Regions from separate parts of the Homo sapiens genome. Here all the other regions are linked to region 1. Evidence: read pairs that join two places in POLR2A ChIA-PET (ENCODE). Cell type or tissue: MCF 10A. All regions are shown on one strand.

The links. ChIA-PET counts read pairs that join two places held together with the same protein. Peaks named below come from ENCODE experiments on the same cell type or tissue, not always from the same donor. Only the 100,000 strongest peaks of a DNase experiment are listed, where the experiment ranks them.
Region 2: POLR2A ChIA-PET joins it to region 1 with 28 read pairs; 7 of 35 experiments call an interaction of 5 or more read pairs at or near these places.
Region 3: POLR2A ChIA-PET joins it to region 1 with 11 read pairs; 4 of 35 experiments call an interaction of 5 or more read pairs at or near these places.
Region 4: POLR2A ChIA-PET joins it to region 1 with 11 read pairs; 2 of 35 experiments call an interaction of 5 or more read pairs at or near these places.
Region 5: POLR2A ChIA-PET joins it to region 1 with 11 read pairs; 27 of 35 experiments call an interaction of 5 or more read pairs at or near these places.

Annotation. Positions count from the first base shown.
Region 1 is chr1:200,735,864-200,740,863 of GRCh38, forward strand. It overlaps CAMSAP2 (calmodulin regulated spectrin associated protein family member 2), which reads left to right and starts at 3,030. Exons shown (of 17, transcript NM_203459.4): 1 at 3,030-4,103. The coding sequence starts at 3,965. RefSeq lists an enhancer at 2,660-2,739 and silencers at 3,380-3,739, 3,770-3,839. In MCF 10A, no CTCF peak of the experiment used is centred here; DNase peaks (open chromatin) are centred at 2,968, 3,598 and 4,258.
Region 2 is chr1:200,637,659-200,642,658 of GRCh38, forward strand. It overlaps a transcript of DDX59 not described here. Among named protein-coding and RNA genes, the nearest start is that of KIF14, 19 kb to the left of the region's middle. RefSeq lists enhancers at 1,132-1,847, 1,823-3,022. In MCF 10A, no CTCF peak of the experiment used is centred here; DNase peaks (open chromatin) are centred at 2,523 and 3,413.
Region 3 is chr1:200,790,496-200,795,495 of GRCh38, forward strand. The region is part of intron 2 of CAMSAP2 (calmodulin regulated spectrin associated protein family member 2); the gene reads left to right. Among named protein-coding and RNA genes, the nearest start is that of CAMSAP2, 54 kb to the left of the region's middle. In MCF 10A, no CTCF peak of the experiment used is centred here; no DNase peak of the experiment used is centred here.
Region 4 is chr1:200,800,605-200,805,604 of GRCh38, forward strand. All of the region lies in intron 2 of CAMSAP2 (calmodulin regulated spectrin associated protein family member 2), which reads left to right. Among named protein-coding and RNA genes, the nearest start is that of CAMSAP2, 64 kb to the left of the region's middle. In MCF 10A, a CTCF peak has its summit at 2,472 (motif pointing left); a DNase peak (open chromatin) is centred at 2,457.
Region 5 is chr1:200,681,707-200,686,706 of GRCh38, forward strand. The region is part of intron 1 of DDX59-AS1 (DDX59 antisense RNA 1); the gene reads left to right. Among named protein-coding and RNA genes, the nearest start is that of DDX59, 14 kb to the left of the region's middle. In MCF 10A, no CTCF peak of the experiment used is centred here; a DNase peak (open chromatin) is centred at 2,435.

The sequences.
Region 1 (5,000 bases):
TTTGTTTTTGTTTTTTTTTTGAGATGGATTCTCGCTCTGTTGCCCAGGCTGGAGTGTAGTAGCATGATCTTAGCTCACTGCAACCTCCGCCTCCCAGGTTCAAGCAATTCTCCTGCCTCAGCCTCTCAAGCATCTGGGACTACTTGCGCACATCACCACGCCCAGCTAATTTTTGTATTTTTAGTAGAGATGGGGTTTCACCATCTTGGCACGGCTGATCTCGAACTCCTGACCTTGTGATCCACCTTCCTTCAGCCTCCCAAAGTGCTGGGATTTCAGGCATAAGCCACCGCACCCGGCCTTTTTTTTTTTTTTTTTTTTTTTTTTTTTTGAGACAGAATCTTGCTATGTTGCCCAGGCTGGAGTACAGTGGTGCGATCTCTGCTCACTGCAATCTCTGTCTCCTGGGCTCAAGCAATTCTCGTGCCTTGGCCTCATGAGTAGCTGGGATTACAGGTGTGTGCCACCAGGCCTGGCTAATTTTTGTACTTTTAGTAGAGACAGGTTTTTGCTATGTTTCCCAGGCTGGTCTTGAACTCCTGACCGCAAGTGATCCACCTGCCTCAGCCTCCCAAAATGCTGGGATTACAGGCATGAGCCATTGTGCTTGGCCCCTGACTGCACTTTATATCTCTTACAGCACTTATCACTTTTACATTGTATTATAAATTTATTTATGTACATGTTAGCCTCCATAATGCGGAAAGAGAGCAGGCACAGGGAAAAGTGCCAGAGGAGTGGAGCCAGAAGACCTGTGCTTGAATTTGAAGCCAGACTCAGATATGAATCAACCATGAAATCTTGGCCATGCCACTTAATCTTTGCAATTCTCAGTCCTGCATCTAGAATTGGAAGACAATAATAATTCCTACTTCATAAAATAGATATGGAAATTAGTTATCATATGAACATGCTTTGTGAGTTGTTATCTATCTGTTAATTTTATTAACCTCCATGTGATACAGCAAAGGGCCTTCCTTGCCCATGAGAAAAACCCTATTAATATTAATTAAATTATTGGAAAAATTACATCAACCACCCTCTGGCATATTATTATTTTCAAATTCTTTTCATATCCCACATTGTTAGCAAGCCTCATCTGTTGTGTCCTACTAGGTTTAAGGAGGAGTGTTTACAGGGATTAAACAGAAACAAAGGGACCTGCTTTTTGATGGAGCTGCCCTCTGCCTTTACTAGTTGTGCAGAATAAGAGTAATTAATTTTTTTTTCTGAGCCTTAGTTTTCTCATCTGTATAATGAAGATAATACAGGATTTTATAATGATTAAAATTAGATAATGCTAGCGCTTTGGGAGGCTGAGGTGGGAGGATCCCTTGAGTCCAGGAGTTTGAGACTAGCCTGGGCAACATAGGGAGACCTCATCTCTACAAAAAATAAACAAAATTAGCTGGGTGTGGTGATGTGTGCCTGTAATCCCAGCTATATGGGAGTCTGAGATGGGAGGATTGCTTGAGCCTGGGAGGTTGAGACTGCAGTGAGCTGTGATTTTGCCATTGTATTCCAGCCAGGGCAACAAAGCAAGACCCTGTCTCAAAAAATAATAATAATAGGCTGGGCGCAGTGGCTCACATCTGTAATCCCAGCGCTTTGGAAGGCTGAGGTTGGCGGATCACCTGAGGTCAGGAGTTCGAGAGCAGCCTGGTCAACATGGTGAAACCCCATCTCTACTAAATACACAAAAAATCAGCTGGGCGTGGTGGTGCGCGCCTGTAGTCCCAGCTACTCAGGAGGCTGAGGCAGGAGAATCGCTTGAGCCCTAAAGGTGGAGATTGCACTGAGCTGAGATCTTGCCACCACTCTCCAGCCTGGGCGACTTAACAAGACTCCGTCTCAATAATAATAATAATAACAACAACAATCACTTAAAAATAAAATTAGATAATGTATTAAAATGAGACGTGAGGAGCTAGTGATTTAAGTAAGCTCAGTATGTGTTAACTTTGATAATATTCACATGTAGTCCATTAATTGAGCAATTATACTATGGGGCTGGGCACCGTATAGCTGCTGGAGATATACCCTGTCATCATGTCATCAATGGGAAAAACCGACAAGTAACTGATTATTGCCACACGATGTGACAGATGCTACGACAGAAATAAGAACAGGGTGCTCCGGGAACAACAGGGGAGGCACCTGTGTGACAGCCCTGACTGGAAAGTTGTCAGCAGCTGTCAGGGAAGGCTTCATGGAGGAAGTGACTACTGTGGAGTTTGAAGGTGCAGTAGGAGTAAGCTGGGTGGACAGAGGAACCACCCTGAGCAAGGAGGTAGAGATCTGAGAAGGCATGCTCATTGAAGAAAATAGAGAGCAGTTCTGACAAAATGAAGCTATAAAGGCCTGTAGATGCCAGATCACAAAGGGCATTAGCTTGTTTTGTGAAAGAATTTATGCTCTTTTCTGAGAGAATGGGGAGGCATTGTTGGACGTGTGCCCTCTCAGAGATAAAATTTAAGTGGAGAGCACTGAGTTAAGAAAATATCTCGATATCATGAAATTAACACAGGTTTGGAGCCCCCACAGATCCTCAATCCTGGTTAAGTTCCATGTATGACCTAATCAACTCCACCTCTCTTTCGTGGACAATCAGCAATGACATCTACCTCTCAGGATTATTGCGAGGGCTAAATGAGATAGTGCAGGTCAAGTTCGCTGCAAAGTGTGTGTCACATAATGAACATTTTAAGTAAATATCAACTCTTTTCGATGAAGCACTGTGTAAGTAGAATACGAAAGCTATTGCCAGGCCTCTCCCTCCTCCCTCCCTTCCTTTTCCTCTCTCAGCAGTGCAGGCAGCAGCAGCCAAAAGCCAGGGACGTGGAGGATGTCCACTGAAGCGAGTACTCCAGAGCGATGATTAAAAGGCAGCCGCCCCGAATCCCGGGCGCGGGCGGGGAGCGAGGCTGGGCATGCTCAGTGGGCCGGAGACGGGAGGGAAGCGGGGAGGGGGCGGGGGCGGGGGCGGGGGTTGGGGGGGGTGGGTCGGAGCCGCGCGAAGGCGCATGCTCAGTCTCCGCATCTGCTCCTTCATCCAGTGCCGCAGCCGGAAAACCGCAGCGGCGGCGGCGGCGGCTGAGGGGGAACGATCCAGCGAGCTGCAGAAAGGGGGGCAGGAAAAAATTACAAGGACATTACTGATAAGACAGGAACTGAGAGCTTGGGATTCGCGGCCTCTCCCCGGCCACCACCTTCGCCGTCAGCAAGGGAGGAAGACCCGGGAGACGGCAGCGGCGACGGCGGCAGGGGAAGGAGGAGACGGCGACGGGAGGGAGCACAGAGGAGGGGACGGGCCGGCGGCGGCCTGTGAGCCGCAGTGATTTTGACGTTTTCCGCTGCTGCGTCTCCGGCGGGCAGGGGCCGGGCTGCGCTGGGTGGGCCAGCTCGCCCCGCGCTTCCCCCTCGTCCTGCTCGTCCCTCCGCCCACCCGGGGCCTGAGGGGTCTCCCCGCTCCGAGGGAAGGGGAGAGGGAGGCGAGGGCGTGCGGGCATCGCGATGGCGGGGACATTTTCCACAACGTGATTGTTGAAGGCTCCCCCCATCCCCCCTCCCTTAAAATTCCGGGCCCTTCCAGCCTCCACCCTCCCCCAAGCCCGTGTGACTAAACCGAGACAAAGGGGAGGCGGCCTCGCTCACACGCGGGCTCGCGGGGCGGGTGGCTCGGAGGGGCGCGGGCACGGGGCGGACCTCGCGCGGACGGACGGACGGAGACGGCGCCGCCACATTCCTATGCCCGGGAGCGGCGGCGGCGGCGGCGGCGGCTCCCGCGGGAGGCGGCAGGCGCGCGGCGCGGACAGCTGAGCTTCTCCTCCGTCGGCGCCCGGGCGGACATCGCCCGGGCCCCGATGGTTTGAGCTTGCTTCTCCCTCCCTCCCGACCCCCGTGGTGGCGAGGCCACGCCATGTGAAGGTTAGGGCCGGGACATCCCGAGGAGCCGCGGTGAAAGATGGGGGATGCTGCAGACCCCAGGGAGATGAGAAAGACGTTCATTGTTCCAGCCATCAAGCCTTTTGACCACTATGATTTCTCCAGGGCCAAAATCGCCTGCAATCTGGCCTGGCTGGTGGCCAAAGCCTTTGGGACAGGTTAGTGGTGTCACCCTTTCCCTCCCCTCTTCCTCCTGATGTGGTCCACATCTCGGTTTTTGTTCCCGATTCTCGAATCCCTCCCTCCCCGTGCCTGTCTTCTCGTACAGGTTAAGGGAGATGATGGGAGGCTAGGAAGAGAAAGAAAGGAGAAATAAGGAAAGCAGGTTTGGTCTTCAATGAAGGGCACGTGAATGGTCAGGTGGGATTTGGCCAGATTCCTTTTATTGGATGGCAAAATGTCCCCCCCATCCCCCAGTGAGCAATTTTATGTTTTTACATAGAGTGGTTTTGATTTGTGGTATTTTCTTCATTGTGTTGCGTACATTTCTGCCTCAGTCATAATTGTGATTACACCACCAAGAAATCTGAGTTGGTTTCTTTATTATTGCAAGAAGGTGGATGGTGCATAGTACTATATTGATTTTGACATTTGTAATGATGGCTGCTATTCAGGCTCCGTTGGATGTAAGGTGGCCTGTGTCGAGTGCAGTATTAATTTTTGTTGTCATTCTTTAAGGCTGTATCAGCCTTCTGCACGCATGTTAAGTTCTTATTAAATCAGTTATTTAAAACCAGCGTTCAGTTTGCTGACTGTAGGGTGCAGTTTTCATTTCATATTATCAGTGAGGCATATTCTTTTTTCCAAATGTATTTTGGCTTCATAAATTAAAAGAAACAAAAACTCCCTACTTTGGGAAGTTTTTTAATAGATGAGTTTTTCGAAGGCGTGTGCTGTTGACACAGAAATTGTATAGTACAGTAGCAGTTAAACACTCCCTCCATAACCCAGTCTTTGCAAAATAACAGGAAAAGGGCCTCCCGTTATGATTCTTTAGTGTTGCTTTAGGAGCCCATGTTGTGAAATGTTAAAAAAATTAGAGAGCTGCTTTTCAT
Region 2 (5,000 bases), 98 kb before region 1:
TCTCTACTAAAAATACAAAAATTAGCTGAGTGTGGTGGCACCCACCTGTAATTCCAGCTACTTGGTAGGCTGAGGCAGGAGAATCGCTTCAACCCGGGAGGCAGAGGTTGCAGTGAGTGAAGATCATGCCATTGCACTCCAGCCTGGGAGACAGAGAGAGACTCAGTCTCAAAAAAAAAACAAAAACAAAAACAAAAATCATGACACTTGTTTATAAATGCCCTAATGTCCTTTCTGTGAAGCACTACATTTAATTGAATGCACTCGGTTGCCTAACTCTTATGCCATAGCAGCTTTGTCAGTTCTAAAATGCTGCCCTGGCTTCAGGATTCATTTTACTATTATCTCCTGACTCCCAGCCCTTAAAATTCTCTGTAATTCCAATGTAAATATCACAGGATTCCAAATAGAAAAAAAAAAGTTAAAAACAGTCCCTCCCTAGTTAAAATCGCCCTTCTCTTAGCAGACTCTTTGCTTTCCTTTAGATATGTTGGATTTTTGAGAACTTGTCAGAGACATATCAGTCCCTGATCGCCAGTAGTTAATTATCTGTACTGTGAATGTGTTCACGGAAGTTCTGGTGAACTATCCAATCCTTCAGTGATGGTATTGGGCGGAGAAAGCCATGGCAGATGCTGCCACCTGGGGAGCACAGGGAAGAGTTGTAAAATGCACTGAGAAGGAGGGATTCGAACACCAGCCAGAAGAACTCAGATTTGATGAGGCTGTTAGCCGGGAGCAGTTGAAGGTTTCTGAGTAAGGAAACATCAGAGAAGGACAGCAGGTCCTCGAATAACATCATTTTGCTCAATGCCATTTCGTTATAATGTTTTGTTTTTTAAACAGATTCTCACTGTTACCCAGGCTGGAGAGAAGCAGCATGATCACAGCTCACTGAAACCTCGGCCTCCCCAGGCTCAGGCGAGTAGCTAGGACCATAGGCACATGCCACCAGGGCTGGCTAATTTTTGCATTTTTTTTTTTTTGTAGAGAAGAGGGTCTCACTATGTTGCCCAGGCTGTTCTCAAACTCCTGGGCTCAAGCGATCTGTCCACCTCGGCCTCCCAAAGTGCTGGGATTATAGGCTTGTGCCACCATGCCTGGCCGCGTTATAATGTTGATGAGAAAAACATGGATTCCCGGCTGGGGCCACTGTCTGTGTGGAGTTCGTATGTTCTCCCTATGTCGGCATGGGTTATCTTTGGGTGCTGTGGTTTCCTCCCACATCCCAAAGGTGTGCACGTAAGGTCATTGGCATGTCTACATGGTCCCAATGTGAGTGTGGGTGAGTGGGTGCTCCCTGCATAGGAGTGGAGTGCGGGTGAGTGAATGCTCCCTGCATGTGAGTGGAGTGTGGGTGAGTGCTCCCTGCGTGGGAGTGGACTGTGGGTGTGAGTGCTCCCTGCAAAGGGATGGTAGTCTGTCCAGGGTGGGTTCCCACCTGGCCCCCTGGGCTGCTGGGATGAGCTTTCAATGTTTTTTTGTTTTGTTTTATTTTTTGAGACAGAGTTTCGCTCTCGTTGCTCAGGCTGGAGTGCAATGGCACGATTTCGGCTCACAGCATCCTCCGCTTCCCAGGTTCAAGCGATTCTCCCGCCTCAGCCTCTGAGTAGCTGGGATTACAGGCCTGTGCCACCACGCCTGGCTAATTTTTGTATTTTTTAGTACAGATGGGGTTTCTCCATGTTGGTCAGGCTGGTCTCAAACTCTCGACCTCAGGTGATCCGCCCGCCTTGGCCTCCCAAAGTGCTGGGATTACAGGCATGAGCCACCACGCCCGGCCAGAACTTTCAATGTTTTGTTTGTGTGTTTTCTTGTAGTCTTGCTCTGTCGCCCAGGCTGGAGTGCAGTGGCGTGATCTCGACTCACTGCAACCTCTGCCTCCCGGGTTCACGACATTCTCCTGCCTCAGCCTCCCGAGTAGCTGGGACTACAGGCGCCCGCCACCACGCCCGGTTAATTTTTTGTATTTTTAGTAGAGACGGGGTTTCACTGTGTTAGCCAGGGTGGTCTCGATCTCTTCACCTCGTGATCTGCCCACCTCAGCCTCCCAAAGTGCTGTGATTACAGGCGTGAGCCACCGCGCCCGGCCATCGAGCTTTCAATGTTTACTATCAGAAGTGCTTTGGTCTGTATTTAAAAGTTCGGTGATATTTTTGTGACCAGGAATATGCCATGGGAACTTCACTCTTGTTTATATCAATTAACCTGTGGTAGAATTGGTTTTGCTATGTGTCGTTTCACTTAAAGTCACAGTTTCCAAGAATTTATCAACGACATGAAGTGAGTACTTACTGTAGTGATATTTTACTTGGAAAATATTCTCCTCCTGTGGATTCCTGTGGATTAGAGGAATATTGAGGGGAAAGGGCTAATATTTTGAAGTGATGAAGTCTTGGGCTTCAGTACCAGCATGAAAATGTGGACATTTTGAAAAAATACAGATAGGACTTCGTGACTAAGCAGATATGGAGATTAGGAAGAGAAATGAGTCAGTGATGACAGCAGGGCTTTGACTGAGCAGGACTGGGGGCGTGGTAGCACCATAGGCAATAGGGAAGTCAGAAAGGAGGAACTAGGCTTTCTGTAGGGAAGATGATAAATTTGGCTTTGGAAATGCCGATTTTGAGGCAAAAAGTTCAGTGAAAAGTTGAAGATATATATCTTCAACTATAGCTAGCTAGCTAGCTAGCTAGATAGAAAGGAGCCAGGGCACAAGCAAAAGGATGGGATTGGAGATTGTATGTGTATATATGTTTTTATCATGTAATATTTCAAATACATCAAATGTAAATCAAATAGTAATGAACTTTCATGGCCTATCACCTGACTTTAATAATGATAAACTCTTGGCCAAACTTCATCCACAGTCCTCACCTTGTATTATTCTGAAGCAAATTCTAGACATGGAGATAGGGATTTAAAAGTATGAAGCACAGAAAATATAGATTTGGGGAAAACCTCAGAGAACCTTAAAGCAAACTTTCTCATTTTACAGTTGAGCAAAGCTAAAGATTAGAGAAGTAATTAATTTGCCCTATTAAAAAAACAAAACTGGTAGAGCTGTAAACGGAATCCAGTTATTTGCAAACAGCTTTGCCAAGGGGTCTTCTTTCTGCGATGAAATGAGGAAAGTAAAGCTGATGTGCAAATTTTTCAAAGCTAAAATTTATTTGTAAGTTACTATTTGTAAACATTACAAAAATAAACACTCGTCTTATGCTTTATTTGTAATTTTGTCCTATATCATCACACGTGCAACACATTATAAAATATAAAATAGGTTCTCACACTAACAGTAGAACAAGAGAACTGTGTTTACTTAATTATCCATTGGTTGGTTTTCACACTGTGGCCCTAGAGCCTCTGAGGTCATTGTAAGTATGCCTTGGCGGCAACAAAAGAGTCCTATCTGTCCGGAGTCAGTTTACTGGTGGCTGCCAGGAAAGTCACCTTGGATGACACGTTACCTCTTGTACCATACCTCTGTTTATGGAGTAAACTTCATATTGATTGTGGTGAGTAGACTGTATAACAAGGCAATAAGAGATGCGTTGATATTAATTCCAGAGAAGGGCACAACCCAAATAATATTCAGCTGCCAGAAGAAAATAGTGTAGTTTTACTGGAAAATATGACAGGTCGTGGATCCAGCTTAGATTTATTAAATTAATCAGTGAGTCACAGTTTAAATATGTGGCAATGATCTTTGTAAAGATGTTATGAAACCAAAAAAACTAAAAAAAAAAAAAAGAACCCACTTTGACTTGTTGAATAAAAAGGTGATTTAAAAAACGTGCTTGGGCCTGGGCGTGGTGGCTCCCAGCACTTTGGGAGGCCAAGATGGGCAGATCACCTGAGGCCTGGAGTTTGAGACCAGCCTGACCAACATGGTGAAACCTTGTCTCTACTAAAAATACAAAAATTAGGCTGGGTGTGGTGGCTCACGCCTGTAATCCCAGCACCATGGGAGGCCAAGGTGGGCGGATCACCTGAGGTCCAGAGTTTGAGACCAGCCTGGCCAACATGGTGAAACCTCATTTCTACTAAAAATACAAAAATTAGGCTGTGTGTGGTGGCTCAGGCCTGTAATCCCAGCACTTTGGGAGGTCGAGGTGGGTGGATCACTAGGTCAAGAGATGGAGACCATCCTGGCCAACATGGTGAAACCCAGTCTCTACTAAAAATACAAAAATTAGCTGGGCGTGGTGGTGTACAGCTGTAGTCCCAGCTACTCAGGAGGCTGAGGCAGGAGAATCACTTGAACCTGGGAGGTGGAGGTTGCAGTGAGCCAAGATAACGCTGCTGCACTCCAGCCTGGACAGCAGAGTGAGACTCCATCTCAAAATAATAATAAAAAAATAAATAAAATAAAAATGTGCTTGGTATTAGAAATACTAATAGAATGGCATTAAAAGTATCTTATAAAGTGGCACTGAATATTCTAGAATCTAAAAGCCACCCCTTAAGGTGTTTGCCATATAAAAGATGTTTGCTTCAATCTGGCAATAAAGCAACCAATTCAGTATTTTTATAATATAGTTACTGTAAAACAAATGTCTGAGAGTGTATGTGATTATTAGTTTTTTTAGCTAATTAAAAATTTAAACTGTATGGTAATTCTCACAAAAATCTATTATTTAAAATTTTATAATATAGTACATTAGTGTCCTTTCTGGGGAAGGATGGTCTCTTATTCAGAGAGTAAGTCCTTCTCTCTTGTTTAGTACTACATGTTTTTTCTTTCATGAACTAATGATAGGTGGTAGCTTTTTAAAAAGAAGATCTTTAATTGGGAAAAAAATACTGGCAACACTGGGACCAAATTTTTTTAAAAGTCTAATGTTCTGGTCTCTAAAATACATAATTGAGGAAACCACTGCATTGCTGCACCCCAGACAACAGAAGAGCAGACATGTGAGACAAGGAAGTTGCCAAAGGAAAGATCTTAAGGAATGAGAAGCAGAAGTCAAGATTCAGAGAGGCAGGAAGAACCAGTA
Region 3 (5,000 bases), 55 kb after region 1:
AACAATTCATCAGTTACAGTTTAGTTTTCCTTCTCCAGCACTGGTTCCCTTGGCTGTTTCTGTTTGTGAGTCTTTGCTCTGGTAATCTGTGACTTCCCTTTGCCTGTCTGTCTCTCCATCCTTTGGGCTGGTGGTTTGCCTTGTGTTCTCACCTTTCTTTCAGATCTACCTAGAATTGTTGATACTTCATTCTGTTCAGCTTTGTGCTTGTTGTTAGAACAGAGTGACTGCTAAGGTTTTTACATGCAGACCAGAAACTAAAGTCTTCTTTCTTTTACATTTTTTTGTAGTGCACATTTGCTAGTGACATCTTTAGATCAATAAACATTGAGAAAAGTTATCTTTATTTTACCTCCTTTTTTTTTTGAGACGGAGTTTTGCTCTTGTTGCCCAGGCTGGAGTGCAATGGTGCCATCTTGGCTCACTGTAACCTCCGCCTCTCAGGTTCAAGTGATTCTCCAGCCTCAGCCTCCCAAATAGCTGGGATTACAGGCACATGCCACCATGCCTGGCTAATTTTTGTATTTTTAGTAGGGATGGGGTTTCACCATGTTGGTCAGGCTGGTCTCGAATCCCTGACCTCAGGTGATCCACCTGCCTCGGCCTCCCAAAGTTCTGGGATTACAGGCGTGAGCCACTGCATCCGGCCTTTACCTCCATTTTTGTAGGTTATTTTTGCTGAGTAAGATGCATTCTGTGTCTTATGGCTTGCATTGTTTCTGAGAGAAGTCAGATGTTATTCTTATCAGATTTCCTCTGTATGTAATGTGTAATTTGATTTTCTTCAGCTGCTTTTAAGATTTCTTTCTTTTTTTTTCGGAATTTGGTTATGGTGTGCCTTAATGGATTTTTCTTTGTATTTACCCCGTTGGGGATTTTTAAAGCTACTCATATCCTTGAGTTTATAGTTTTCATCAAAATTGGAAAAATTTCAGCCATTATTTCTCTGAATATTATCCCCCACCATGTTTTTTAGACTCCATTTGTATAACTGCTTGCTATTGTCCCACACACAGGTCACCGATGAGGCTCTGAGGCTTTGTTCATTTTTTTAAGGCCTTTTTTCTTTTTATGCTTTAGTTGGATAGCTTGAAATATCACTGGAAGTTGAGAACAGGAAAATCTGTTATATTTACAGTCTTATTCCTGTGGTCCCTTTCAAAGATGTATTCTGTTGCAGTTAGCACCTGTGATTGTTATTCTTTTCCTTTAAGACCCTCTTAGAGATTTACTTTTTGTGCGAGCTAGTTAGATATGTTAAAAATTAAATAAATAGTAAGGCCAATATGGTGAAGCCCTGTCTCCACTAAAAATACAAAAATTAGCTGGATGTGGTGGCACGCGCCTGTAATCTCAGTTACTCAGGAGGCTGAGGCAGAAGAATCGCTTGAACCCAGGAGGCAGAGGTTGCAGTGAGCCAAGAACACGCCACTGCACTCCACCCTGAGTGACAAAGCAAGACCCTGTCTCCAAAAAAAAAAATACTTACCCAAAATAATTTTTTTATTTAACTATGCCATATGACCTGAGTTCTTCTTTTTAAGAATATGAACTTTAATTTCCTTAGAACTTTAAACATTCCTAAGAAAGGTAGGTTAAATTGGGAAAATTAGGCCACCCATAATAGTAAGATTAGTACTTCCATTTAATATATTTGAGGTAATCCTAAAAACATTAATGAGATAGTTTTGTTGAATGTTCAATGTGTAAGTCAAGCTGATGTATTTACATTTACAAAAGTGTTTATATTTCATAATCTGAAATAATTGTTGTCTTAAGTAGTTTACCGGAATACTACTCAGCAATAAAAAGAAATGAACTATTGATACATATAACAGCTTGTATGAATATGCATAGACATGCTAAGTTTAAAAAAGCCAATCCCAGCCGGGCGCAGTGGCTCAAGCCTGTAATCCCAGCACTTTGAGAGTTTGAGATCGGGAGTTTGAGACCAGCCTGGCCAACATGGTGAAACCCTGTCTCTACTAAAAATATAAAAATTAGCTGGTTGTGGTGGAAGGCACCTGTAATCCCAGCTACTCGGGAGGCTGAGGCAGGAAAATTGCTTGAACCCGGGAGGAGGAGGTTGCAGTGAGCCGAGATGGCACCACTGCGCTCCAGCCTGGATGACAAAGCAAGAGACTCCGTCTCGGGCAGTAGGGGTGGGGGAGAAGACAATCCCAAAAAGTTACATACTGTATAAATCCCATTTATATAAACATTCTTGAAATGACAAAATTATAGAAATGGAGAACAGATTAGTGATTGCCAGGGGTTGGAGAGAAGTAGATGTGACTGGGAAAGGGCAACATGAAGGATCCTGTGTTGTAGTGTTTTGTGGCTTAATTATATCCATATCAGTATCCTGGTTGTGATATTGTACTATGGTTTTGCAAGGTGTTACCATTGGGGGAAACTGGGTCTATGGTAAATGGGATGTTTCTGTGTTCTTTCTCACAGTTGTGTTTGAACTTACAATGAGCTCAAAATAAAAAGTTTAATAAAAAGATGTATGAGGAATGAATTTTTAAGATGAAAAGAAAATGCTACCATGTGGAGCAGAAATGGTTTCAGTGTCATTTCTCACTGGTAGTGAGAAAGTATGGAGTGATCGAGTACATTATCTCTGTAGTGGACAGACCCCAACAATGATCAGCAGTTTGACTTTATAACATTTCTAAAACTCTCTGAGCTTCAGTTTTCCTCATCTATAGTAAGCAATGATAATATTGTCTGCCTTATAAATAGGTGTGAGGATTAAATACAATAGTGGCTGTGAAGTATCTAATGTGGTGCTTGACCTATAGTAAGAAAGATCAGTAAACGTTAGCAATCATCGTTGGTTTTTATTGACCTACTTCTATTTCTAGGGTGTTTTTTTAATGGATATTAGTATATATGTTAATTTAAATAACATGTATAACTGAGTTACTAGGAAAAATGTTTACTTATATATGGGAAAACAAAATAGTAACAACTAAAAGAAATACAATTATTTTTCACTTTAGATCATAAAATTTCTTAAGAGTGGATTTGATTTTGGAAGGGTTGCTGCAGAGAAAGCTGCCTTGTTTGGATATTACTGATGGTAGGACAGTATTCTGAGCTTAAAACACTTGTATCCTGTTGCTCTGCATATTTATGGTATAATTAAAGTGGCTTATATTTGCTTTGAAAACCCACTTGAAGGCATTTTATTCTTAAGGCTTTTTTTTTTATTTTCATCTTTTATTTCTTTTTGGCTTATTGATCCCTCTTCAGTTTCTGTAACTAATTGTAGCAACTGGACTCACAAACGTTGTTTAATTAGCACTACATTAAGGTTGTAGACTTTCTTATAACCACCTGATGACGTGTGTATTAAACAAACAAACATTTTGAAGTGCATTCTTTATAAGGTAAGGCTTGGGAGGAAAGCTGCCCACAATTAACCTAGGAATTAAAAAGGTAAGCAGAAACAACTTATTCTGTGGATGTAGTAACAGCTCCTTTTTACTCCAGATATTACCCAAAGCTTACTTGTAAACATAGTTTTCTGGGACAAGAATATTGAGATCTGTAAATTCATCTTCAGACCTTAGCTGACTTAGCTATGACATATATAATGATGCATGTATAAGATGTGCTTACTGATTTCTGTGGAAAAAATACAAGCTTTGTTTGCTTCTAAATTATATTTTCTTCTATTCTTAATTTTGCCAAAAGTTTAAAAACTAAGATAAGATAAACATTTTGCCATACAGTTGACCCTTGAACAACATGAGTTTGAACTGAGCAGACCCACTTTATACACAGTTTTTTCAGTAAGTACAATAGACCCTGCAAATCAGCGGGTTTGGCATAACCAAATATGACATAACCAAATATTCCAGACTCACTTTCTTCTTTCCCTATCTCTGACCTGGAACCAGCTGTTTTCTGTGAAGCCTTGGGTTTATATTAATGGGGAATGTTATTTAGAAACCATGATCTGGGGATAGATGTATTTATTGCTGCTGTTTTAGTGTTACTGCTAGGCCCTTAACTCATGACAATGCCAGGAGAAATATGTAATCATGAGTTCTTACTGATATCTCCATAGGATTCTTCCATATTTGAATCTTAAAATGAGCATCTGCCCCAGGGCCCCTTCCCAGAGGTACGCATTCCCAGCACAATGCAGTTCTTGGCTAGGGTCAAGTTGTATTGCCTCCTGTGCCTGCCTTAATCTGGCTCTGCTGGCTGAGATCCATGTCTATCTGGATTCACCAGCAGCACTCACCATCCATGCTCTAATTAGAGTCCCATCTGCATTTCCACATTGTAGTTTTGTGCATTTTTCAGTATGGCAACCTCCAGCCATGTTGATGAGTCTGCCTGGGCAGTCCTCATTGCCTCCTGGTTATAAAGTTGTGTGACTTTTGAGTGATTCATCCTAACCCTATTCTTGACATAAACCATGTTATTTTTACAGCATGAAATGCCTTGTACTATTATTGTCACTCCATTTTATAGTTGAGGTATTGAAGCACAGAGAAGTTAAGGAATTTGCCAAAGATCACCTAGTTAGTAAGTGGCAGAGTTGGGATTAAACCTAGGTACTCTGCTTAAATGGTCTTTGCTAACCTATGCTGCTAGACTATAGGATTTATGTGGGGAAGTATTAGAAGACCTGAAAAGAGTGATTATTTTAAGATCTTGAAGAATTTTAATATTATTTAAATAATCCTGGACTTGTTGGGTAGGCCCTGGGAAGTCACTGAAGGCTTTTGACTGTAGAGTGATGTGATTGGCAATGTCCTGTAGAAAGGTTAATCACTTGTAGCTGTGAGGGACTGTGAAAGCAAGATTCCTGATAGTATGCTGTTCTTGGGCTTCTCTCTAGAGATCTAATGAGTCAGCCTCTAAGGTTTGATGCCAGGGAATTTATGATCTTTTTGATGATCATCCATATTTGGAACGACTGCTCTAAACTGTTTCCTTTGTTTACTATATTGGTTTGACTACTAGTATGCCATTCC
Region 4 (5,000 bases), 65 kb after region 1:
TTGACTCTATCCAATTTGTCAATCTTTGTCTTTTAACTGGGGCATTTAGCCCATTTACATTTAAGGTTAATATTGTTATGTGTGAATTTTATCCTGTCATTATGATGCTAGCTGGTTATTTTGCCTGTTAGTTGATGCAGTTTCTTCATAGTGTCGATGGTCTTTACAATTTGGTATGTTTTTGCAGTGGCTGGTACTGGTTTTTCCTATCCACATTTAGTGCTTCCTTCAGGAGCTCTTGTAAGGCAGGCCTGGTGGTGACAAAAATCTCTCAGTATTTGGTTGTCTGTAAAGGATTTTATTTCTCCTTCGCTTATGAAGCTTAGTTTGACTGGATATGAAATTCTGGGATGAAAATTCTTTTCTTTAAGAAGGTTGAGGCCTGACGCAGTGGCTCACACCTGTAATTGCAGCACTTTGGGAGGCCAAGACGGGCGGATCACAGGGTCGAGAGATTGAGACCATCCTGGCCAACATTGTGAAACCCCTTCTCTACTAAAAATACAAAAATTAGCTGGGCATGGTGGTGTGTGCCTATAGTCCCAGCTACTTGGGAGGCTGAGGCAGGAGAATCTCTTGAACCCAGGAGGTGGAGGTTGCGGTGAGCTGAGATCGCGCCACTGCACTCCAGCCTGGAGACAGAGCAAGACTCCATCTCAAAGAAAAAAAAAAAAATAGAATGTTGAATATTGGCCCCCACTCTCTTCTGGCTTGTAGGGTTTCCACGTAGAGATCCGCTGTTAATCTGATGGGCTTCCCTTTGTGGGTAACCTGACCTTTTGGGTGAATCTGATGATTATGTGTCTTGGGGTTGCACTTCTCGAGGAGTATCTTTGTGGTGGTCTCTGTATTTCGTGAATTTGAATATTGGCCTGTCTTCCTAGGTTAGGAAGTTCTCCTGGAAAATATCCTGAAGAGTGTTTTCCAACTTGGTTCCATTCTCCCCATCACTTTCAGGTGTACCGATCAAACGTAGGTTTGGTCTTTTCACATAGTCCCATATTTCTTGGAGGCTTTGTTTGTTCCTTTTCGTTGTTTTTTCTCTAATCTTGCCTTCATGCTTTATTTTATTAAGTTGATTTTCAATCTCTGATATCCTTTCTAAATTATCTGAAGGTTATTAAAGCTTACACCATCTAAATTATATTTAGATGAGTTACCTATAAGCTAAAAGCTAGAGTCAGATGGCAGTATCTAAGATGAACTCTTAAGTGTAGGTGGTATCCTTGTTTTCTTTTTCATAATCTCTTTAACTCGTCTTAGTACCTTATTTATTTATTTGTTCTGGGAACCACATTTGAGCTTTGAGAGGCAGGAGGACAGTGCTTGATGTGTTGGCAGCTAGTAACCCCTAGTTTAACTGAGTTGAGGACAGTAGTAATACTATGGTGGCAATAGCAAGATTTTTATCTCTGCAGCCTTATAGTACAACTGTCTTGGTTTAAAACTGGATTTTATTTTAACTAAATTCTGTTTTAAACCAAGATAGTTCTATATAAGAATGTCTTTGGATTGGAAGCCTTGGTTTTAGTTTATTCTTGAATTGTCAATATCAGAAGTTTAGAAATAGTAATTCAATGGCAAAGTATTATTACATAATAACAAAAGATTTATTGTGAAATACTGGGGCCAACATGGAGGAATGGCAAGTATACGAGCTTTGACCATAGACAGACCAGGATTTTGAATCCTAGTTCTAACTCTTACTAACTCTGTGACCAAATGTAGATACTCATCCTGAGATTTCCTCATTGATAAAATGACATATCATCTCAGCGGAGTTGCAAGTGGTGTTTTACTTTTATCTCCATGTAAATTAAAGATAAATGAAACTTATGAAAAAGTGTTTATATAGATAAATGATATGTAAAATATTTTCTAAGTTGGAATAACTTTGAAAAACTATAGAGTTTAATATGAATATGCAGTATGTACCATTTTAGCAGAATAACTAGTACCTCATGTTTGTGATTGATTAAAGTATTTATTTCCTCTTAAATACCTGTGGGCGTACTTGGGCATAGTAGGCAGTCTAGCCACTTTATTAGTCCAAAAACTAAGTTCATTTTAGGATTTTTTTTTAAGTTCTATGTCTAAATCTGATACAAGAATAGTAAAAGCCATGCAGTAGTAGATCTTTTATCTTAATTTATGAGGCTAAAAATTTCTTATAACACTGAAACCCTTTCCTTTCTTTAATAGGTTTAACCTTCATTTCTAATACATAAATGTAATTTATTTTTGCTTAGACTCCACTGGTTGGAGATGATAAAAATATAACCCTTGTAACACAGATATAGAACCTAATGGTGGCCTTTGGATGATACTTCAGCTCTCACCCAGTAAAGTCCCTGGGATTCCACATTCCCCAAATCCTTTTCTTTTCATTGAAATGCCAAGTAGCCCTCCTGCTTTTTCTTCCATAACCAGCCTTCCTGCTGCTGCTCTTAGATGTCATGCTATGCTCTGCCACCTGGTGGTTGCAATGTACACTGCTGTTTCTGTTGCTGCCGCAGTTGCCTCCTACAAGGTGCAGAGGTTGGGATTTAAGTCTGCAGGTGTGATGTTCAGTGTTGTGGGCTCTGGAGGCAGATTTCTAAGTTTGAATCCCTACATCACTGCCTCCTTGCTGTGTAACCTTGGACAGGTTATACAGTTTTCTTATCTGTAAAATAGGTAGAGTAATAGTGCTTACCCTCACAGGGTTGTTTCATTAAATTAATACAAATGCTGAGAACATTACATACTGAAAACAGTACATGACAGAAAACAGTAAAATGCCAAAAACAGTATGTGACACTTAACAGTGTTAGTTATTGTTATTATTCTGATCTGAATGCTTTAGGTAAGCAATTAAACGTGTATATTTTATTTGGAGCTATCATAGCTCCAAACTGATTGATTTTAGCCTTGAGTTTATTTTTTAATGTTGATCTTTTCTAAATCCATTGTGTATATACTTTCTGTTATACATAATTTTTAATTATCACTATCATATTGTAAAGTTAAGAAGTAAAAAAAAAAAATCACACTAAAATGTAAGAGTTCTTAAAGTGAGTGAATATCATATGGAAATAACCACAGCACAGTAGTGGAATTTTTAGAAATTTGTTTTTTAATTTGGGAAGTTAATCAGTGAAATGAGCTTTGTTCTGAAAATGTATCCCAATTTTCGAAGTAAACTATAGATTTTATTTGTGTTTTTACATACTATAACAAGGTAATTTCTAAGTTTTACTTTTATTCATTCATTTTCCCTTTCTGTTGTGTGTGCGTGTGTGTCTGTGGTATTCAAACATTATTATGGTATGATGTTCTGTTTTTCTTTTTTTTTTTCTTTGAGACAGAGTCTTGCTCTGTTGCCCAGGCTGGAGTGCAGTGGTGCGACCTCGGCTCACTGCAACCTCCACCTCCCGGGTTCATGCCATTCTCCTGCCTCAGCCTCCTGAGTAGCTGAGACTACAGGTGTCCGCCACCACGCCTGGCTAATTTTTTGTATTTTTAGTAGAGACAGGGTTTCACCGTGTTAGCCAGGATGGTCTCGATCTCCTGACCTTGTGATCTGCCCACCTCGGCCTCCCAAAGTGCTGGGATTACAAGCGTGAGCCACCGCGCCTGGCCAGATGTTCTGTTTTTCTTGTTTCTTGTCTGTTTCCTTCCTTTTTCATATTTTTATGTATATATATAAAACAGTATTATAGTGTGGTATTCTGTTTTTTCCACTCAATTTTATATTGTACACATTTCCCTTATTTTTAAATAGTTTAATATATCATAAATTACTCATTTTGGTTGGATATTGTTTTCTTTCTGTTGTATAATATTATAATGGTTATTTTTTATTTATACAGCGTTTTTATCCTCTCTCATGTGTTTATAGAACAAACTGCCAAGAGGAGTCTTAAGAGTACATGAATGATTTTGTGGCTCTTGAAATATTTTCCCACATTTTAATCCAAAAATGCCATGCTTTTTAATGCTGTTAAACAGGAATTTACTTTCACCCATAAAACATTGTCTAGGAACAAAAGTGAAAAAGACAGGATCCCTGCTCTCCAGGGATGGAGTATAACGGAGAGGATACATACAGATGAATGACTAAGAGAAAGGCTGCAATATTCTGAGTGTGAAGGAAGAACTGGGATAGTTGGACAGTAGCAGTGTGGAAAATACTTCTTAGAGGAGATTGAATATGAAAATGCGGTTTTAATTTGAAATAATTATTGATCCTACTTTTTCTTTCTTGCATATTATGTTTGTCATTTCTGAAACATATTTTTTTGCTTTGCAACAAAATGACTTAACTCCTGCCAACTGCATGATATGGTAGAAAGAGCACACAGGTTTGGACAAATTGCATAATTGTCTAAACTTCAGTTTCTGCACATATAAAACATAAATGATACTTCCTTTAGAGACTTTTGAGGATTATAGAAAGTGTTTTTTATCTATTGTCTCCAGGCTTATTTCAAAAAATATTTGAAATGAAAGAGTTAATATACTAATAAAGTATTTAGCACAGTATATGGCACATAAGTTAGACTTAGTAAGTAGGAGCCACTGTTGGTTTTATGATTGCCAGTGTTAAGCATTCTGCTTCTTACAAAGCGTCAGCTTTCCTATAAATACTGCTCAGTTTTCTAGAAGCTGGAACTGCCACCTCCTAAACGATCAGAATTCACTTCCTCAACCTCCAGAGTAACCCAGCTCTTGAGTCTTTATAGTAACCAAAAGGCTAGCTTCTTTCTTTCCTTTCCTTTCTTTAGCCCCTGCTAGTTGCCAGATACCACGTTAGATGTAGGGAATAGGAAGATAACTGAGATAATATCCTACAACTGTCTATCTAGAGAAATAGAGTCATATGCAGGTGACTGTGCACATGTCAGAGAAATCAGTGGTTCTCAACCCTGGCTGCTCATTAGCATCACCTGGGGAAGCTGTTTAAAAATACCAGTGCTGATGCCGTACTTTAGATAATTTAGAAATTAATGCAAACAGAA
Region 5 (5,000 bases), 54 kb before region 1:
GACTTGGACAAGAGGAATCTCAGGGGAAATGGACTGAGGAGAAAATGTGGGGTAAAAAGCTAATCAGCGATTATGGCCAACTCAAGAAGTTTTGTTATGAAGGGGAGCAGAGAAACTTGCCTGGGGCTGGAGAGAGATATGTGGTCAAGATATGTTTTTTCTCTCTTAAGATAGGAGCTATTATGGCGTATTGTTTGCTGGTGGAAATAAACCATGGGAAAGGGAGAAATTGATTATACAGGTGAGAGAGGGAATAATTTCCAGAGCAAAGTCCTTGAAGATGCAAGATTTGCATGGGCTGCAGAACACAAACAGAAGGGCTGGCCTTTGAAATGCAAGGACACTTGATCCATGGAACTAGGAGGTAACTCAAAATGGGTACATACAAAAGCACACTGTAGTTTGAGTGGTCCTTTTCTGCTTTGATTTTTTTTTTTTTTTTGAGATGGAGTCTCGCTCTGTTGCCCAGACTGAAGTGCAGTGGTGCAATCTCAGCTCACTGCAACCTCCGCCTCCCAGACTCAAGCGATTCTCCTGCCTCAGCCTCCTGAGTAGCTGGAATTACAGGCACGTGCCACCACATCTGGCTAATTTTTTATATTTTTGTAAAGATGGGGTTTCACCATGTTGGCCAGGCTGGACTCAAACTCCTGACCTCAAGTGATTCAACCACCTCAGCCTCCCAAAGTGTTGGGATTATTGGTGTGAGCCACCGCTCCTGGCTGTCTGCTTTGATTTATTCATTTTTTGTTAAAGCTGTGGGTAAGAGTGGGGCTACAGCTGGGGTTGTGGGGAGGTGGTATCATTTAGAAGCTTTGAAAAGACGGAAGATGTGAACTAGTCTTTTTGAAGAGTGGGAAAGAGAACATTTCAAGAAATATAGTAGGATTGTCAAGTATGCTAAGCACCCAACTGAGATTTTGGGCCATGAATTTAAAGAAAACTAATGGATATGGTGAATAAGATCAGCTGAGCACTATTTGGCTGCTCTCATGCAGGCCCAGAGTGAGCAGATTGTTGGGTATAAGCAGAGTTTCAGGCTTTCCTAATTGAATACAACAGGGTAAGCTCAGGGAGAGAAGGGCAAAGGTTTTAAGGGTGTTTGCAAGGGAGTCATTATAAACATGAGCTGTGGCTTTTAGGCTAGCTAAAGAAAAAGACGTGAGGACATGGATAGCTGATTATAGTTGAGAAAATGATAGAGTCTAAGAATGAGAGTTCTTCATGAAGTTGAAGAATTGCTGAAGCAGGAGTTCTTGAGAATCCAGAAGGATGGGGGATGCTGGTCAGAGAATGGGACTCTGGAAGTTACAGTGTCAGAAGTGTGCAGTGATTGTCATGAGAAAAAGAATGCCATGGTCATCTGAGGGGGCATGGAGGATTAGATTATCAGATGCCAAAAAGGCTGAGGAACTGAGAGGCCAAGATGTCAGATGGAATATCCACATGAATAGTGAAATCACTTTAAAATTTAAAAAATCACTTTAAAATTTAAAAAGAGAGAGAGGGAGAAATGAAAAGGAGAGCAATGAGTCAGGTGGGGTGAGGACTATTTATGTCTTCAATCAAGGCAGGCCTGGGCTTCACATTTTTTGGCTTTCTGAGGGGAGGATATTTCCAAGAAAAAAAAGAAGAAAGGCACAAAGCAAAATGAAAGAAAAAAGCCAAGAGAGTTTGTCCCAGCCCAGTGTTCTAGTGTGGTTGCCTGATTGTGAACTGCACATGCATTTTACTCTTAACTCAGGACTGCTCAAGTCTGAGCATTTGAGTAGGGCCATAGTGGACATAAGAGCACAGTTCTTAGCCCATTCTCCATATGTACATATGGGCTTTTTTATCTGCTGGAAGTATCCACAGAATTCATTAGACTCTCAAAGTGAGCATGACTCCAAAAGGTCCAGAGCCACCTCAAAGATCAGAGTGGGTTCCCTATAAAGGGGAGATGAGCAAAATCTCAGTCAATTGCACTATAATATTAATGATAATAACGATAATGATAATGGCTGATATTTATTGAGTACTTTCTTTCTTTTTTTTTTTTTTTTATGAGACGAGGTCTCACTCTGTTGCCTAGTCTGTAGTGCAGTGGCACAATCATAGCTCACTGTAGCCTTGAACTCCTGGGCTCCAGCAGTCCTCTTGCCTCAGCCTCCTAGGTACCTGAGACTACAGGGACTACAGGCACAAGCCATCATGGCTGGCTAATTTTTTTTTTAATTTTTAATTTTGTAGAGACAGAGGTCTCACTTTGCTGCCCAGGCTGGTCTCGAACTTCTGGCTTCAAGCAGTCCTCCTGCCTTAGCCTCCCAAAGTGTTGGCATTATAAGCCTGAGCCACTGTGCCTGGCTTTTATTGAGTATTTTCTATGTGCCAGGTCTCATGCAAGAGAAAACATGCCCTGAGCAAACATTTTGAGCAATCTGGTCTGTGTCAGTGAGGTGCCTCACAAGAAATGAGTAAGAAGGCATTCCACTTTAAATATCAGTCTTCGGTGAGTTGGTTACCGTGAGTCCTTTCATCAGAGACCAATCAACTCTCTGAATCACTGATCAAATTTACTTTCAGAACTTACATAGCTAACTTCACTTTGGTGACCACATCGATGTAAAGTAACCGTGTGAGGCCTTGCTGGAGTAGTCACCCTGTCTCTGTAAATCTATATCTTATTGATTGCTTCATTAGGTCACTTTCTTCAAAGTGTTTTCTTTCAATGGCAATTTACTCTGTGAGGCAAAATAAGGCAGTACTACATATAGAAAATAAAAATAACATTAAAATTTGAGATTTTTGTTTGAGTGTCGTGGCTCATGCCTATAATCCCAGCATTTTGGGAGGCTGATGCAGGAGGATCCCTTGAGCCTAGGAGTTCAAGATCAGCCTGGGCAACATAGTGAAACCTCATCTCTACAAGAAACTAAAATGTGTGTGTGTGTGTGTGTGTGTGTACACACACACGTATGTATACATGTATATACATAATTTGAGATCTTTAAAATATGGGGAAAGTTGGGTATTTGACTTAATCTATCAAAAACTTCTAAGTTTGAGATATCCTTCTTACAAATCATTGATAAAATGTGAATTCAAAATTTGTCAAGATTTTTAAATGATAATATCCAGCTTTAGTAAGCATATAAAGAAACTCACGCTCCTGTACATTGCTAGTCAATTAATACAATAGCAGTATTTTTTAATCAAGTGCTTAAAAATATTTGTACTTAGCAATTTTTCTTTCTAGGTTTTTTTTCTTATGGTGTAATTACTGATACAAATAGAGCTATATTTTGGGGATGTTTATTATGTTAAAGATAATGTTATTCTGAAAACAATCTCTTAAGTATTGAGTAAGAGATTAGTTTAACTAATTTTTATGCATCTGTACAATGGAATATAATGCAACCGTTAAAAATTAGGTTGAATAGGCCGGGCACGGTGGCTCACGCCTGTAATCCCAGCACTTTGGGAGGCCAAAGCAGGCGGATCATGAGGTCAGGAGATTGAGACCATCCTGGCTAACATGGTGAAACCCCGTCTCTACTAAAACTACAAGAAGTTAGCCGGGCGTGGTGGCTGGTGTCTGTAATCCCAGCTACTCAGGAGGCTAAGGCAGGAGAATGGTGTGAACCCGGGAGGCAGAGCTTGCAGTGAGCTGAGATCGTGCCACTGCACTCCAGCCTGGGCAATAGAGCAAGACTCTGTCTCAACAAAAAAAAAATTAGGTTGAATATTTAATGACAGAGGATATTAATGGCCTATTAAGAGAAAAAAAGTTAAAAACTGCATGCTTGGTATGACTCAATGGTTTTGAAAAAATAAATGTGAAAAAATTTATATGAAAAAAGATGAATTCATAGCAAATATTAATAGTTGCACAAGCATAGACATATAGGTCAGAAAAATAGAATTGAAAGTCCAGAAGTAAACCCTTTCACTTATGGTCAATTGATTTTTAACAAGGGCGTCTAGCCAATTCAATGAGGGTAAAGAATAATCTTTTCAATAAATGTTGCTGGGATGACTGGATATCCATGTATAAAAGAATTAAGTTTGCTGGGCATGGTGGCTCACGCCTGTAATCCCAGCACTTTAGGAGGCCGAAGTGGGCACATCACCTGAGGTCGGGAGTTTGAGACCAGCCTGACCAACATGGAGAAACCCCATCTCTATTAAAAGTACAAAATTAGCCAGGCGTGGGGGCGCATGCCTGTAATCCCAGCTACTCAGGAGGCTGAGGCAGGAGAATCGCTTGAACCCAGCAGGCGGAGGTTGCTGTGAGCCCAGATCACGCCATTGCACTCCAGCCTGGGCAACAAGAGCAAAACTCCGTCTCAAAAAAAAAAAAAAAGAATTAAGTTTAACCCCAGCCTCACACTTACCAAAAATTAAATCAAATGGATCAGACTCTAATCTCTAATGTCAGAGCTAAAGTTAGAAAATCTGTAGAAGAAAATACAGGCACAATTTTCATGACCTTGAGTCAGACAAAACCTTCTAAGATACAGCACCAAAAGCGTAAGAGACAAAAGAAAAAAATAGATAAAGTAGACTTCATCAAGTTAAAAACTTTTGTGCTGCAAGTGATACTATCATGAAAATAAAAGACAATTCATAGAATGGAATAAATGATTTGTAATTAATATATATCTGATAAGAGACTTGTAACCAGAATTTATAATGAAGTCTTAATACTTTAAAAAAAAAACAAATTTTTAAAAGGACAGAGGATCTGAATAGACCCTTTTCCATAGAAAATATGCAGATAACCAATACATGAAAAGATGCTTAACATCATTGGTAATTAGAGAAATGCAAATCAAAACCACAATGAGATAGCACTTCACACTTACTAGGATAGCAATATATATATAGTTGGCAGACAATATAAAGGGTTGTCAGGATGTGGAGAAATTGGAACCTTTATACATTGATGATGGGACTGTAAAGTGGTACAGCCATTTTGGAGAATAATTTAGCAGTTCCTCAAAATATTAAACGTAGGG